Regions from separate parts of the Homo sapiens genome. Here region 1 is linked to region 2. The links are chromatin loops, found by intact Hi-C in ENCODE. Cell type or tissue: IMR-90. All regions are shown on one strand. Links, peaks and the distances in the headings refer to the core of each region. The heading gives the core; the rest is flanking DNA.

Evidence for each region. Hi-C counts contacts between places; a loop is a spot of excess contacts. Peaks named below come from ENCODE experiments on the same cell type or tissue, not always from the same donor. Only the 100,000 strongest peaks of a DNase experiment are listed, where the experiment ranks them.
Region 1: a loop joins it to region 2, with 6 times the contacts of the local background. A loop is called at or near these places in 2 of 110 quality-filtered maps.

The regions. Positions count from the first base shown.
Region 1 is chr2:23,425,246-23,434,080 of GRCh38, reverse strand. The region is part of intron 1 of KLHL29 (kelch like family member 29); the gene reads right to left. Among named protein-coding and RNA genes, the nearest start is that of LINC02923, 42 kb to the right of the region's middle. RefSeq lists an enhancer at 7,993-8,493. In IMR-90, for the core only: no CTCF peak of the experiment used is centred there; DNase peaks (open chromatin) are centred at 3,670, 7,350 and 7,990; H3K27ac peaks cover 2,210 bases.
Region 2 is chr2:23,476,895-23,485,729 of GRCh38, reverse strand. All of the region lies in intron 2 of KLHL29 (kelch like family member 29), which reads right to left. Among named protein-coding and RNA genes, the nearest start is that of LINC02923, 94 kb to the right of the region's middle. In IMR-90, for the core only: no CTCF peak of the experiment used is centred there; a DNase peak (open chromatin) is centred at 4,649; H3K27ac peaks cover 993 bases.

The sequences.
Region 1 (8,835 bases), core at 528-8,527, 52 kb after region 2:
CAAAGTGCTGGGATTACAGGCGTGAGCCACCGCGCCCGGCCGGAGCCTAGCTTTTTAAAGGGCTCTACACACTTGCACACACCCACAGACACATACCCTCAAACACTAACGAAACTTACTGCACTTGGATCTTGAACAGTTAACTGTTCATTTTTTCTCTTAGAGACATGGTCTTGCTCTATTGCCCAGGCTGGAGTGCGGTGGTGTGATTGTAACTTACTGCAGCCTCAAACTCTTGAGCTCAGGCAAGTCTCCCTCCTCAGCCTCCGGAATAGCTCGGACTACAGGTGTGCACCACCATGCCCAGCAATTTTTAAAAAATTTTTTTCGTAGAGATGGGAGTCTCATTATGTTGCCTGGGCTAGTCTTGAACTCCTGGCTTCAAGCGGTCCTCCTACTTCAACCTCTCAAAGTGCTGGGATTACAAGTGTAAGCCACCCTGCCCAGCGCTCATTTTTTGTCAAGACACCATCATTGCTTTGTGAAATTTAGTTGGAAATCCATTTGCCTACATAACGTAGGCAGCACCCTTCTCTTACCAGCTGCTGTGGGGATGTACTTTGTCCCCAGACCAATGTCCCACAGGTGCCAGGACACCTGGACAGCACTGCCAGGTCAAGTATGAGCCAGTGGCCTCCGCGGCCACTCCCTGCCCCTCCTCCCCCAACACCAGATTCCCTCATGGGGATGATGGTGCAGTAAAGTCAGAAAAATTGCCCAGGCTTGGCCTCCTCCAAGCTCGGATCCGGGGAATGCCCTAGCAGCTTTGTAGCCACCATAATTCAGGTGCACTGGTAACTCTGCAAAAGGATTTCAACACATGTTCTGGAGGGGTTTCTTGCCATAGAACTTACTCTTTTGCTGGTGGAGACCCAGGCCTCTGGCATAGAAATCCACCCTCTTAGAGGCTGGCGGGACTTTGCAGGAGCAGAAAAGCGCTCGCTGACCCAAGGGTGCTCTGCCACCAGAAGGGGCACCGGCCAGACGGCAGGAGGTGCTCCCCTCCCTTTATCAAGACAACGGAGGGCACACACTCTGAATGTCAGCAAGGAATCAGCACCAGGACCCTCCTGGATGAACCCCAAAGTCCCCTTTGATTCCTTCCTTTCTCTGTGCCTTCCCCCACTCGCAACCCCTGTCTCCCTCACCATGCCCTTTCCTGTCTCTTCATCCTCCCTGCCATTGATAGTTCTTGGAATGAAATATACATACTGGCTGCAGCCAATGGAAACCTGAGTGACCTGGCTCCAGCCAACTTCAACTTCTTCTTAGACCAGTTGCCCCCGACTCCCTCTGCTCTGTTGCCTTTCCAGCCTCAGGGGCACCAGCCCCTCCTGCCTCAGCACCTGCACAGCTCCTCCAGCCCTGGCTGCCTCTCTTGCAGGTCTCAGCTCAAAAACGCCTCCTCAGAGAGGTTTCCCTGAGCTCTGTCACAGGAGCTCCGCTGCCTTCTCCCTCAATCCCACCACCCTGTTGATTTTTTACAGCACTTATCACAATCTGCAATGGTCTTTTAAATCTACATGTGTATTACTGATAAGCCATGCCCCTTTTCCAGAAGTGCAAGGACAGGGACCTTGTCTCAGGCACTGTTGAATCCCCAGAATGGGGCACCATGGCTGGCACACAGCATGTGACTGGAAAATATTTCCTCCAACAAATGAATAGAAAGCTTCCCCATTTAAAAAATAACCAGGGAAATAACTGTAACCAGCTAAGAGCACAGATAGGTGTGTTGCTCGTAGGGCAAAATTTGAAGATAATTTAAATAACCAATAAAGGCAGATTATGTCAATCAATGCTTTGGCATTATTAATTATTAAATACTATTTAACAAGGACGAATTAGATTTTTCAACCATTGACATGAAAGGTACCCAAGATTCTCTAAGTGAAAAAAGCAGATTCCACTATGCATAAGCATACTTTCATGTACAGTAAAATGAAATGATAGCACTAAATAGCGTGTTTATATGTGCATCAAAACCCGAAACAAGAAAGAGATTGAGGAAACTTCGAGAAATGGTGATCTGGAATTGACGTCCATAGTTTTAAACTGTGGTTATCCCTGGGGCGGGTGGTATTATGAGGTATTTTCATTCATTTCTTTTTGGTTCATATTTTCTGATTTTTAAATAATGAACATGTGTTTTCACTGCTTTTTTTTTTTTTTTTTTTTTGAGATGGAGTCTCACTCTGTCGCCCAGGCTGGAGTACAGTGGCGCAATCTCGGCTCGGCTGACTACTGCAAGCTCCGCCTCCCGGGTTCACGCCATTCTCCTGCCTCAGCCTCCCGAGTAGCTGGGACTACAGGCGCCCGCCACAACGCCCAGCTAATTTTTTTGTACTTTTAGTAGAGACGGGGTTTCACCGTGTTAGCCAGGATGGTCTCGATCTCCTGACCTCAATGATCCACCCGCCTAGGCCTCCCAAAGTGCTGGGATTACAGGCGTGAGCCACCGCGCCCGGCCTTCACTGCTTTTTTAATAAGAAAAAAAAGAATGAAATTGAAATGAAGAATAATCTCCCACTGCCCATGTTCACGGCAGCTACTGAGGGGCGGCTGCCGGCGGAGGAGCAGGGCTGGCGAGGAGCCTGTCAAGGGAGTCCCGGAACGGGAGACGGCAGAGGTGGGGCTGCTGGGAATAATTATTCTTTCCCCATTTTGAGCCCACATCAGAGAAAATACACTTGTTAGATAATGAAATCAGAAGCCTCCAGGCATATTTCCTTCCCACGGAGAAAAACCAGCTGTGGTCTTATTCACTGCACTGCTGTTCTATGCCTTGAGCTCTGAACACAGGGTCACACATTTAGATAAAGGACCCATCTGCCAACTCTGGACACCTGTAAACTCAGCTCCAGCCTCGGGAGAGTAGGAAGACCTGTTGGTGCCATGGACTCCACATACACCTCTGAAATGTCTGGAATGGGACACAGAATAGAGGCAGCTCCTCCTGATGCTTCTACACAGGTGCTAGAGGGGTTTTCCAGCAAGACCACTGCAGCAGCTCTGGGGACACTCTCCAGGCTGCACAGCACGGAGAAAGGAGTATCTGTTGTGTCCGTCTATTTCAAGTCTGCATCCTTTCAGTGTAGGGATATCTGGGAAGTCATTTTAAGAAGTAAATGTAAACCAACTGTAAGGTCTAACTGTGTTTGTCAAGAATTAATTCAAAATGGAGTTTATAGACACAGCACTCTGACCTGAGACAATTCTTTTTGCCTCTGGGCCTCGGTTTTACCATCTGTAAAATGGAAAGGCTGGACCAAATGCTACCCAAGGGCCGCTCACTATCTAGAAGAGAAAAAATTAGTTCCCGGGTTCTAACCTAGACCACTGACCACAGTAGCACAGGCATCAGGGGCGCAGCAAGGAAGAGATCCTGTGGGCTGAGGTAGGCAGGGTGAGTTTCCTGGGGAATGTGAAAGCTGAACAGTGCCTTGAAGAATGGGTCAGATTTATGTAACTGAACGGCACTGGGCACTGATGTAATGATCTCAGGCACCTGTCCCTTTTGGGCCAGCTGGAGGGCCCAGAGAGTCCTTCTCAGGGAGGGATTTAACTGTGGGTGATTTTCCTGGGCTCTGAGCTAAGGCAGGTTTGTGAATTCCAAAGCATCAAACAAGCAATAGATTCCTTTTAGAACATGCGTCATCTCATGTAGTCACTGTAAGTGATCTGTGTGAAGCCAAATAGTAACACAGTGGAATTCTTTCAGAATGAGTGGGGAAATCAGGATAGAGGATGAGGTCTTCACAAGGCAGCAGTATGGACTAGTACAATTGTTCTCAACATATGGTTTCCATACCAGCAACACTGGCATTGCTTGGGGGCTTGCTGGAAGTGCAGGATGGCAGGCCTCCCTCACCCAGCTTCACTGAATCGCACACTCTGGAAGTGAGGCCCAGGAATAGGTTTAACAAGTCTTCCAGGTGACTTTCAGACAGGTGAAATTTGATAACCACTGCACTGGTGGAAGGAAGAGAGGGTCCAGAGTCACACGGCAAGGGTTCAAATCCCAGCCCCAGCAAGCTGAATATACCCAGCAACTCAACCTCTACTCGGTTTTCTCATCTGTAAAATGAGATTCATTCATTTTTATCCAGGAGGACTGTTGAGAAGATTCAAGTAGTTAATATATGTAAAGTGCCTATTACAGTGCCAAGTATTAAAAAAATTGAAAAAATATAAATTTAAAGTCACTAGAAGGAAACTTACAAAATGATAGTGGTAGCTGTTGGAAGGGAAAGGGGTGTTATAGGTGATTTCCCTTCCCCTCCTATCTGTTTCCCAAATTTTTTTTTTCTTTTTTCTTTTTTTTTCTTAGACAGAGTCTTGCTCTGTCATCCAGGCTGGAGTACAGTGGCACGATCTCAGCTCACTGAAACTTCTGCCTCCCAGGTTCAAGCAATTCTCCCTGCCTTAGCTTCCAGGGTAGCTGAGATTACAGGCGTCCGCCACCATGCCTGGCTAATTTTTGTATTTTTAGTAGAGACGAGGTTTCACCATGTTGGCCAGGCTGGTCTCAAACTCCGGACCTCAGGTAATCCGCCCACCTCGGCCTCCCAAAGTGCTGGGATTACAGGAGTGAGCCACTGCGCCCAGCCTGTTTCACAAACTTTTGATGAGGCAATTATGTTACTTTGAAAGCACAAAAGAAACATCTGTAGAATGCAGTGAGACCCCCACAACCAAAGCTCTGTCCCTCAGGGCTGGGTGGTGGTTTACACGCTGAGGAGCACATATCATTGTACAGTGCAACCTCTCCCAGGGACATGTGGGCACCAAGGCCCCAGCGCCAGCAACCATGGCTCCCTGGGCTGCACAAAAGCAACTCACATGGAGAGAACAGATCTTAGAGGCCCTGGCTCATCAGTGACAGAGCAGGGCCCAGCTGAGCATGTATGCACACGTGCGTGCCTGGGTGTATGTGAACATATGTACCCAAGTGCAGGCTGGTGTTGGGGAGAGGTGGATGCTCACGATCCTCACCCAAAGAGTTGGCCATGAGTTCCAAACTCCCTCGCTGTGCACACAGGGGAGTCAAGGCCCAGAGAGAAGACACTAGCCCAACCAAAGCTATACCTTGAGCTGGCAGCAGAATCAGGATGAGAACCCAGAGTCCAGCCTCGCTTAACCTGGGCTGAGAGATGTGGTGTAGAACTTTCTATATATTGTCCGAAAAGGAGACTTAAAGGGAAAGGCTGGGACATTGCAAAGCAAAATACTAAAGAAGTACCGGGAGGCTTTGCTGGTTCTGTTGGGGGAGCCAACGGCCCCAAATCATTCCTTGCATCATGTAAAATCTTTTGAAATTTTCAGGGTATGCCAAGTTCCAATTCAGCCCTCAGGTTTGGGCACGAGAAGAGGGACATTGTTCACCACTCGGCCACAAATGACAATTTGACTCACAACAGCCACTGAAACCCTGAGTATCAATCATATAACATAATTAAGTGTGTGTGTGGCGGGGGGTAGGATGGTAAACAAGGTACCTTTCTTGCCTCCAAGGGACTGACGACCTGTATGATGCACTCTGGCAATGGTGCCTGCACACAACAGTTGTGTGGTCATTGTTGGTGCAGGTAGGCGAGAGGAGCTGAGACCGGGACACCCATCACAGCAAAAGACAAAGCATAGTAAAGTGATTATGGAGTGCCAGGAAGGAGGGATAGAAGTTGAGGGAAACTAGTGAAATCCTATACCCATGCCAGACCCTAAACACCTACCTCGCAACATCACTGGGGGAAAATGGGCCTTCAGGTCCCAAGCCTCACATGCAGGGGGACAGCGGAAGACACAGCCACTTGCCGCAGAGTGACTCAGCTCCCCTACATTTCTGCCCATGCAGATTCCTAGACCTGCCCACGTCAACACTCCAAGGCCTTCTGCGGACACGGTCCAAACTCTGTTCTCTCTGGATGGCAGCTGTCGTGGATGAGGCCATGCGGCAGGTGCTCTGTCATTAATCCGTTAGCAGTGATAGCCTGCAATGCTCCATCAGGGTGTGACATATTTCGACACCAATCAAGAAATGAGTTTTCACGCATGCTGATGGCTAATCAAGGCTGCAGGCAGAGACAGACTCTGGCACGCTTGTTAATGGCATTCTCTATTAAACGGGAGCCGCCCAGGTATAAAATAACCACCCAGATAGGAGCCTCCATGAGCACAGGAAGATGGGCAAACAGACAGCTGATGGGCTCCCAACATTGTTTTACTTAACTACAACATGCCAGAATATTCCACAGAACAGATTCCAGTGTTTAAAAATATGTCACAAAACTGACATCAAGGACCTTGCTCATACACTGACAGGATTTTACATTTTTATCTTAAAATATTTCCCAGTAGGTGAATTACCCAAATTAGTCAATAATAGACCCCAAAATTACTATGTTTAGCCAATTGAGTGTGACACCAAAACGCCTGACCACATGAGCCATCTCTCCCTCAAAGCCATTTTAACGTGACTGTCCGCAGGCGCTGAAAGGTTGCAATTTTGCTGTGATGATGAAATGCCACAGCAGAAGGCCATAAACTAATAAACACGGATGTGGCCACGCAGAACACGCCACCCCTCTGAGCCTCACAGAGAACTCAAAGTTACTGTTAACACCTAGAAGTTTTAAAAAATGTTATTTCCGCCAATATCAATTTTTCATCAGGACACACCATCTAAAGCATGACTTCCCACTGTGAGAGACTTTTCTGGCAGCTCAGGTTAAAGAAGTCATTCAGTAAAAGAGTGATTTTTGACAGATTCATTCATTTCCTGTGGTAACACCGTATTGTTAAGTTCACCTCCATTTTGGTGTAAATATAGAACGCCGCAAAAATATTCAGCCCAGAATGATCAACGTGTGGCCCCCTTTCAAACTGGCTCTTGCACAGTTTTCGGCTGTGCAATTAGCCAGCACCTTCTTGTGGAGTCAGGAGACCTGAGCTCCTGTTAGGTACTGTTTTGGGAAAAAGAGTAGGGACATTCAGAGGCACCATGCAGCGGTCACCTGGGATATGAAATGCCAGATCAAGAGGCCTGGGTATCAGTAAGCAAATCGTTTAATGGCTCAAATCCACATCACTCTATAAAAGAGTGCTATCACTTTTCTGGTTAGAATAAGAAAAGGCCTTGAAAGCAATGTTCTTTTCTGAATGACACATGTGGCTCTGTTAGAGGTTAGATTTCAGGGTGCGTCATGTGTACTTCACCCTCATGGCAGACTGTATCACCCCCCGCTAGAACACAGAAGCTTCCAGAAGAGCTGTCAGCTGAGGCTGGGTCCAGCTGTGCACTGAGACCTTGGCAGAAAGAGCTGGCAACCTGGCCCTTTGCTGTCCCAGTCACGGCTCTGAGTGCTGCACTGGATTCTCGGGCCATACTTTCCATGGGATGTTGACAAACTGCAGCCCATTTAGAGACGTGACTCAGATGCCAAAAGTACATGAAAAGTATGTGTGAGCCAGGGCAGGAGACATTCTTGCAGATTGGGCGTTTATTTGCAGCAGCGGGGAGGGTGTCTTTGCTTCTTTACATGCCTGAAAGGCCTTCCTGTAGCAGGCGGACCAGGTGCGCACTGGGAGACCCCGAGGGGCAGAAAGAACCAGAACTGGAGGGGAAAAGCTGATGGAAGAGGGGCCTCCCCTCAGTTGGGCTAGGAGCTCCTGCTCCTGGAGGTGACCAGTGGCCGCCGGGAAGTCACTTGGCAGGGGAGCCCTGGGGAGCTCATGAGTCAATGATTCCATAAATAATAGTACCTTGGATTGATACATTTGAGGATGGGTTGTGGCAGGTCAACCAGCTGGAACAGATACAAATAAATGTTCCTGCAGGAGGGTCACAAAACACCTGCAGAGCCTGAGTACAGTAGAATGGTTTCTGCTGTTGCGTAAGTTAACCCTCTGCCCTACTCATCCCCTCCTCCCCGCTTCCCACAGCCTTCCAGAACCCAGTTGTCCCTCCCAAGAGCCTTTCCCATGACCCTGAGGCCATCTCCCCACCTCAAAGGCACTCCCCAGGCATGGGAAGGGTGCAGTCATCCTCTGTGATCAGTATCTTTGAAATGGCACACACCCTTGTCCCAGAACACTGGAAGAATGCACACATGGGAGCCTGGGAGAATGTATACACAGCATGCTCTTGGCCACCCTGAGGCCCTGGGCGGCCTCTTCCCACCTCTCTGGGCTTTGATTTGTGCCCTATGAAGAAAGAGACCCAGCCTGGATCACTATTGTCCTGTGGTCCTTCCAGTGCTCACAAATGGTACAAGGAACAAAATTCCACCTGGCTGCTATTGTTCTGCCAAGTCATGTGACAGCCAGTTCTCAGAAATGATGTCGCCTGCACCCAGTACACCCAGTCTAATCTAAGGCAAGCTGGCAAAGCAGCTTAGCGGGGATCAGCCAAGGGCTGCTCCTTTCGGGGCTGCAGTCTGGGGGGACACTGGCTTCCTTTCATCTGTGTCTCCAGCTCACTCCCTATCCCCACACCAGGGTAGGACGCAGGCAGGGGGCTCACCCTGCTACCTGCCCAGCGTTGCGTTCTTTGAAGGATGAACTCAAAGGCAACACTCCTAAATGCCCTCACCTCTGGCTAGCTTTTGGCATTTGCTATGGGACCCTGGTCTGGCCGGCCCTGGAGAGAGAGGTATTTGCTGGCGCCCAAGGAGGAAGCCATACATTCCTTAGCAGGCGGGGACTGGTTGTTCCCCACCCTCACTTCTCTCCCCTTCTCCAGCTCCCTCCTGAAATCCCTGGGCTTTGTGTCTCTAGATCAGCATTTCCAATTCTGTTTTTGACTAATGAACTCCTTTCACAGTAATCTATAATTTC
Region 2 (8,835 bases), core at 329-8,328:
AAAGCAGTCTAGCAGCTGTGCTTGTGACCATTTACTTTCTGCTGCTTGCTGTTGCCTGAATGAATGAACAAAGGCCGTGAGGACCCTCTGAATATGGAACATACCTTTCTAAACATGGCTTGAATGCAATGTTGAGCATACTGAGAGCCTGGGTTCTAGCAAGATCTGGGAGGCCTAGCTTCCTCCTGGGCCATGGACTATGCTTGGAACAGTGGGAAGGAGGGCTCTGGCTGGGTGCACCATGTCCCCAGGGGTGGTGGCCTTGGGAGAGCAGGGTCAGTGCGTCACCCTCTGCCCTAACATGGGCAGCTGTTAGCTGCCTTGATGGGTGTGGCTGGCTCCTTTCACACACAATTTAGACAGGTTAAAGGAGCCACTTTAGATCATTCATTTATCTCAGAAACATTTGAGAGCCTTCTTTGTGCCAGGCTTTGTGACTGAGACACACTGACTGAGACAGTCCCTGCCACCAAAGACTCCCGGTAGTCTCCTGAGAGAGTTCTGGGATCTGAGGACGTGGGGCTGAGGGGCCAGGAGCACAGCCAGAGGCCGTGGGAACTGACTTTTTCCATTCATCAATTCCTTTTCAGCCTGTGTAGGGTGTTTGGCTCTGCAGGCTGCCCTCAGTACTGGGGGTGGGAATGAGCCTTGGGCATACTGGACAGTGACAGGACCACACCGGAACCAGGAAGCAGCAAGTACTACAAGGGTGCCAGGGAGAGAAATGGCATAATGGCATCAGAGGAGAGAGAATTCCCTCGGGGGCGGCCCTGGAGCTCTTTGCCAGGAGATAGGTAGGGATGGGAGAGGCGCTTCTGGAAGACTTGCTCAGCGGGACCAAGTGCCCCAAGGTGGGATATGAACACTCAGGTAGGTCAGGGAGAACAGGAGTCTGCAGAGATGGGAGCAAGAGCCCAGCAGAGACTGGTGCAGGCCAGATTTCCTTTATCTGATCCACAGAGGCAGCAGTGGTAGTTCAGGGAGGACCTGCGCAAGATGGCAGAGCACCGCGAATGCATTTCAGAAAGCCTTGAACTGGTGCTAAATAAATAATCACACTGTTCTGAGATGGAGAGGGAGGACACCTCCTCTCTGTGCTAATGGCAGGGGTGTGGCTCTCTGGCTGGCGGGGCCATCCCACATCCCAGAGTGCTGATCCCAGAAGGGCCTGGACAGAATGTCTCTGTGTTCTGACTTCCGTTTTCCACTTTCAGCACCTGCCTGTGTACCTAGAGAACGGAGTGCCGGGTTAATTGTTGCCTCCTGTGCTGTTACTAGGTTACTTTGTAAAAGCAGAAATGTGCTTCTAATGATTTTTGCTGTTGCTGCTACCTTACGAGCCAGACACTTTTATCTAAATGAGTTGCAACACATCAAGGGTGGCCCGTGAGGACTGCTAGGCTACGTCTGTCTTCCACAGGTGAGCTCGGGCTCTGTGTGTGAGGCTGAAATCTCCCCATTCTCTTCACAACCAGCCTGATTACAAGAAAGGGTGAAAATAGGTATTGGCGGCTGTCATGAATGGCCTCCAGGTGGTCTAGGAGCAAGTGGAGGGGTCTCCAGCCTGCGATGGTCATTCTGTGACCTGTTCCACTTGGCTCAGGAGGGTGACAGCCTGGGTCTGGTTGACTCATGGTCTTTAGGCCTCTTGGGTCATGGTGGGTGGGAAGAAGGGCAGCCCATACGTGACTCCTTCAGTTCTCTTCCTGAGTGGGGGTTGGGACCACATTGCAGCCCAGCAGATGGTCAATGCCTGGCTTGACACGTCGTATGTGCTGCACTAATGGTCGTGGGAGGCAGGCAGGCATGTGATTGATACTTGCTGAGAGCTTTTTAGGCTTCAAAATAAGGAGTGGCAGCTGACATGGGAACAAGAAGGGCCCCTGGGTTGTATTAGGAACCAGGACACAAGGACTCTAGTTTCTGCTCTGCCTGATGGGCTGTGTGACCTTGAGCAAGATACTAGACCTCTCTGGGCTTTGGTTTGCTCCTTGGTACAATAAATGGCAACAAGAACCCCTTTTTGTCTACCTCCTAGAGTCCCTCTCATGATCCAGGAGAGGAAGCTATGAAAACACTTTGCAACCTAAAAGCACTAGGTCACAGAAGGAGGTAACATAAATCGTCTATCTTTAGCCTTAGAGGTTCCAACAAATTGGAGTTGGAGTGGGAGTTGCCAAGGAGTCTCTGTTTTGGGGTCAGGGAGTCCACATGGAACCTAGCTGTGAGGGTGGCTCTGGCCAATGCCCTGTGAGCTTTCAGCTACATCCCCATTATATGAGACAGTGACCTTGGGAGGGTTAGCATGGCATTCAAGGCTGTGTCTCCCAATTCTTAGGTTTCCCTTAGCATTTTTGCTCTGATATCTTTGGTCTTTTTATATCTTCAGGCTTTTACACAAGCTGTTCCCATTGCCTAGTGTTCCCTGCACACACACATATAAATGCATAGGTTTCAATTTCCAGCTTTAACTCACCTCTTCTTTGAAGCCTATGGTTTTGATCAAACTAAGCTAGTTGCTGAATATTCTCACCCCCTCAAGTGTGTGCTCTGGGTCAGGGGTTTTTATCTCATATGGTCACTGTGATACCCCCGGTGCCTACAACAATGCCTAGCATTATAGTAGATGCTCACTAAGTCAAGTAAATGAGTTGCTCTTCCATAGCACTTGGTATACATTCTTTTTGCTGCATTTATCACATATTTGCCACATAAGAATTGATCGCGTTAATCATGTAAGAATTCGTATGTACTGGCTGCCCCACCGGACTGAGAGCTCCTTGCAGGCAGGGCGAAAGTCTGACCTCTCTGGATCCCAGACCTAGGACAATGTACAATGTGACTACCAGTAAGTGATGGATGAATGAATGAATGAATGAATGAATGAATGAATGAATGAATGAGTGAGCGTTGCAACACTCTTCTGTTTCACCATGTGCTGGGTATTCATCCTGTAGTCCCCAGTACTCCTGGCACTATTTGTCCTGTTGTAAGAGAGAGAGACAGGGGTGGAGTTGGAGGGAGAGAGGAGAAATTTATGATTAGAAAACAAAAGCTTAAAAGTCTTTCTGAGTGGCCTCTGAGTATGAGTAAATGAGATCATCCCTACAGGAGAGAAGTCCATCAATTTCAGAGCATGGTCACTCAATGTATGCACACACAGTGCTTTCCCTGAGCAGGATGCACACATGGTGCTTTCCCCGATGGATGCTTTTGTGCAAGTTAGAAAGAGGCACTCCTCTCTCTGAACTCTCAAGGGCACAGCGACACTCCCAGAGCACAGGCTGGGGGTCAGCACCCATGTCTCCTTGGCCAGGTGCCCTCACGGAGGACACAAACTCACCACTGTTCCTGGCAGCCGCAGCCACCTGAGCAGGTGCGAGGTAAGCAAGGAGACAGGCCTCTTAGAAAATCAAATTTTGCCGTAAAAATAAACTCTGAGGTTTGTGGAGAAGCTATTTCTAGCCCAGGTGCCAAACAAGGTTCTGTAGCTAGACTGGACGGCTGTGCGCCCCTCCATCTCACCCGCCATTCACTAAGAGAAACTGCCCATGTGCATGCTATCCTCAGCTCCCTGGCTTTCAGGACTGGGGAAAGAGTCCATCCCTGGGCATCTCCAGCCTTTTGTTGACAATCTCCGCCTGCTGTTTAGCATGGGACTGAGGGCAGCGGACAAGGAAGATGGAAAAGGGGGGCATGGCCTTCCACAATCCTGAACTGGGTGGCGCTTTGGTGACCATCGTTAGCCATCTCTGATCTCCCCCCAGCCCAGTCTCAGCACTCAGATGCTGTGAACCAAACCAGCCTCTTCTTCTTTTTTTTTTTTAACCTGTCACCCAGATTGCAGTGCAGTGGTGTGATCTCAGCTCACTGCAACCTCTGCCTCCCGGGTTCAAGCAATTCTCCTGCCTCAGCCTCCCGAACAGTTGGGATTACAAGCATGTGCCACCACGCCCGGCTGATTTTTGTATTTTCTAGTAGAGACAGCGTTTCGCCATGTCAGTCAGGCTGGTCTCGAACTCCTGACCTCGGATGATCTGCCTGCCTCGGCCTCTCAAAGTGCTGGGATTACAGGCGTCAGCCACCGCTCTCAGCCCAAACCAGCCTCTTCTACGGGATCTTGGAGGGCTCTTGGCAGAACTAGCTACAATTACCCATTGTGGGGTTACAGAACGAGGCTGCTGACCAGCTACTGTGGCTGGGGAAACAGGAGGCTCCTACCCTCTTTCCAGCGAGGGCTGACTGGGGTGGGAGCTGTGCCCAGATCCCAGCCAGAGAAAAGCAGGAACCTTTCTACTCTATTTGTTTTCACTTTGCTAAGTTCCAGAAAGGATTGCAGGGGACTTAAAAGGATACATTAAGACACCATAAATCAAAAGTAGGAGAGAGAATCACAAGTGTAGGAGCAGGAAACGGAGGAGGGAATGTTGCCTACATGAAACCGTATTTAGAAAATGCCATACACAGGCTACAGGTGGGCCACAAATCTGCCTCCAGGCTTGGCAGTGCTTCTGACCTTGGCCACACCCATCAGAACCACCTGGGGAGCTTTACAAAAATCCAGATGCCTGGATCCACCTCCCAGAGACTGACTGTGATCTCACAGATCTGGTATGTAGCCTGGGTATGAGAATTTAAAAAATCTCCCTGGGTGATGTCATAGGCAGCCAGAGTTGAGAGTTACCGTTTCGAGAGCATGGAAGAGGCAAATCTGTTACAACATGATTTGTGGGTCCATGAGATCCTATGACAGTGGCTCGGGAGAAGAATATGTCTGTGGTGGAATCAGAGACACCTCTCCCAAGGGTCCTAGCAAAGGAGTCACAAGTGACAGGATAAACATGAACTGCCACAGAATCCTAAACGAGGGTGCACTGTTGTGACCTGGATGGAGGGCAGCAGATATTCTAACAGCCCGTAGAGTTCATGTGGGGTGGCGCAAGATGAACATAGTACAACATAGCCAAGGTACCCAGCTTTTGGATGGCTTGATCCAGGGGGTAGATTTTAAAGGAACTGAAAGATGAGACAAATTACACATCATCCAGGAATATTGTTTTGCAAACTCTTTATAACTCCCATCTCAGTTCCTCAAGCCATAGAATTCAGGAACTTGGTAATAACACCTATGAGTTGAAAGTAGTGGTTAAAGTTTTAAAACACACTGATATCCTCATGACAGCAATTAGAATATCTGGGGGAAGGACCTAGGCATCTGTAGTTTTTTTTTGTTTTTTTTTGAGACAGAATCTTCCGCTGTCACCTAGGGTGGAGTGGTGCAGTGGTGCGATCTCAGCTCACTGCAACCTCCACCTCCCACTTTCAAGCAACTCTCCTGCCTCAGCCTCCCGAGTACCTGGGACTATAGGCGTGTGTCACCATGCCCGGCTAATTTTTTTATTTATAGTAGAGATGGGGTTTCACCATGTTGGCCAGGCTGGTCCTGAACTCCTGGCCTCAAGTGATCCGCCCACCTCGGCCTCCCAAAGTGCTGGGATTACAGGCGTGAGCCACCACGGCCGGGCCATCTGTAATTCTTAAAGCACTCCGGTCAATGTGCACCAAGGGCTAAGAACTGCTGGCCCTGGTGGCACCGTTCCTCCCTTGTCACCTTTCAAGGTCCTGAGAAATGGGAAGGCCGTGGTTATTCCCGTTTTACAGCTCAGAAGACTGAGGCTCAGAAGGTTTTATAGGGCTTTCCCAGAGTTAGAGGTAGATTTGGGACTAGAATCCAGAGCTTGCCTCCAATCCCAGGTTCCCTGCCACCACGCTGCTTATGAGGACACACTGTCGGTGGTTCTGTAATCTCTGAACTGAATAAAATAATCTAATCCCAAGAGATATGCATGAACAGGGCCCTGTGCCGGGCTTGTAGAGAAAAGAGGATGATCCCTGTCCTCAGTGAGCTCAGGGTCCAGGAAGGAAGGTGAGCAGCCTAAGGCAAAGGAGAAGGAGATGCATGGCTAAGGGAGGGAGGGAGGAGGACTGAGACAGTACGAGTACAAGGCTTCCTTGGAGAGCAAGGAAGCAGCTTTGTTTTGGACAGGTAGAGTCTGATATGTGAATCAGACAGCAGGGATCTGCTACGCATGAGCCACTGGAGAAATGGTCCGGACCTTAGGACAGAGGTGCCATCTGGGAGTCAAGTCTGGGAACAGCTGAAGCAGAGGGAGTGGAGGGAGGGCTGGGGATACAGGGAGCCAAGGAAAGCCTGCGGCACCAACAGCTTCCCTTCCTGGCAGGAGGAGGCGGTGGAGCTGGAGGACGGCAGCTCACACGAGCAAGATGGACAGGAAGCAGGAGGAGAGGCCACTTGCTGACACCGAGGTGGACAGCGCAGGCTGGGGGTCTGCAGCCCTGTTGATGGAAAGGTGCGGAGCAGCTGCAGGGCACCAGGCAGGGAACGGACCAGAATCCCAAATGATGCCTGTGTAGGGCTGAGGGTTCGGCTGAGGTTCTGTTGAGGGATCTGGGCCCCAGCTAGTGGGTGTGGTCACACGGCCTTTTCAGGGGTGTGAGCGCCCACATACCTATTTGAAGAAGGGGCTGCAGAGGTCCCCAGAGTGGGCCAGGGAAAGCAGGTACAGTCAGAAGACAAGGGGGCAGCAGAGTGTCTGTGTCGGCCGGAGCAGCAGTGAGATGTCTGCCTGCAGGTCCCTCCTTGAGGTGGACACCACGGAGGCCAAGAGGGGAGTGGACAAGGGGAGAGCTCAGGAAGTAAGGCTGTCCATGGCACGAGGGAGGGAAGGCAGGCAGCGGGCAGGGGAGTGCGGTCAGAGAGGACGCCTGCAGGATGGACTGGGGGAAGTAAAGGCGGGGGGTGTGGAAGCCCAGGACATGGCCCATGGTGTTCTCTAACTGCCGTTAGCTCTGGAGACATTTGCAACCTCCTCCGAAGACACAGGCGGCATCTAGGGCATTTCGTTTGCTGAGGGCAGGGGGACAAACGGCCTGGACAGACAGTACTGAGACGGCCTCAATGATGGAGGCAGGGGATGCTGCCCAGGGTGGCTCCAGCACCAGTGACGATCAGCACTGCCCTTCACCACCTCCAGAGCCCGAGGTGTCTGCTAATGCCATTCTTGGCTCAGCCTTGGGCTCTGCGCAAACTGAGTCCTCGGCTCAACTCCCCCCACCCCTCTTTCCTGCAGTGCAGGTATCAGATTTCACTCCTCCTAGCTGGTTCCAGTATGGCCTTCTTACTTATTTGGGTGATTTCCACCAAACCACAGAAAAGCAGAGCGCAGCCCTCCACACATGGCTCTTGAACTGGCCTGTTTTGTAGCAGGTTACACAGGACCCTGTGAGCTGGCCCAGTTTCCACAGTAAACTGATAGCTGCTTCCACTGATCCCCAGGGGTCACAGAACCATCTAGGGGCCTCGGAACCTTCCTATCATCTTGGAAATCAATGGGACTCCTGCATGTGAGGGGAGGGCACAGCCAGCACCAGGCTGCATGTTGCGGACACTCCCAGGCACAGTCCCAGCTGCACGTAGTGATTTGTTTACTGAGAGCTCATCAGGTACTGGTATGAGTGGCAGAGGGAGCGGAACACAGAGACAGATCAGGTATGATTCCCATCCTCCAGGAACTGGCCGAGTGCTAGGGAAGACAGACTTGAGTTCACAACAGGGACCCTGGTCTGGGGGCACAGAGATAGAGGCCCACATAGGGTGCATCTGACCAGCTATGCCTGGTGAAACTGCCCTCAAAGTCCCTCCCCATCCTAAAGTACATGATTGCCAGAGCTCAGGACGAACAAGAGAACAAGAGCCATGTGCCACCCTGCATCAGCAGCAGGGAAGATTAGACCCCAAACTAAGGGTCAACATTGAAGAAACCAAAACCCACTGCCCTGGGGTGTCTCTGTTCCCTTCACTCTTGCCAAACTCACAGGTGCATCCAAGGAGAGCTGGCTTCTGTGAAGAATACGTCCTCAATCTTTTCTTTGCCCCGTGTAGGAGCGGGGATGCCATGGCTGCCAAACTGACGCTGCGCTGTCTTGTTTTCCAACTCCCCTTCTCTGACCCAACAGGAGGCCTGGAGGCAAAGGATTCCCCAGTGCCGGCGATATCGCTAGCAAGGACAGCTGTCGCCCACCAGTGGTGCCATGGGCGTGTGCCAACAGCCCACCAGCTCCCTAGGTCAAGAACCCACCTCTCCTCTGGCTGCCCCCACTGGGCTGCTGGGAGGCTGAAGGCTGGATGCACTGTGGGGTCACAGGGTGGGGAACCTTCCATTTCAGTGGCTGATCCTGGCCCAGCCCAGAGCCTTCTCCCGCTTCCTGCTGACAACCAAGGCTGCGCCTAGCCTGAGATTCCAAAGCCATATTTTCTCCTCTCTGTGCAAGGGTTCTGGCAGGGGACAGCCATCCCCAACCTCAATGTCTCTGAGTCCAAAGAGAAAGCTCTCTGACCAGCAGAGAATCTGGACGTGGCAGGAGCCTTGTTGGTCTGATGTTCTGCCCCTGCTGCAGAGGGAAGCTGGAGTTTGGTCCAAGGCAGAGGCCAGGAGGCCACCGGTCAGAAGGCATGAGGGTGGGCGGCTGAGAATACAGCAGTCCCGGGGCTGCTATGGCCTGTGCTCACCCAGCACTAGGCCCTGTGTGTTATGCAGACGCAGCCTGTACTTCTAAAGGCTCAAGTCCCACAAGGACATACAAGGCTGGGCCAGCTGGGCCTCCACTGTCCTGGATCCGAGAGCCCACTCCTCTGCCCTCCAGCCTGCTTCATTCCAGGCCCAGCTCCTGTCCCTTCAGTAGCATGAAATGTGGTGAACGTTGTCAACTCCAGCTCCAGGCCTCCTTGCCTCTGCAGGCACATTCCTGGCCTGC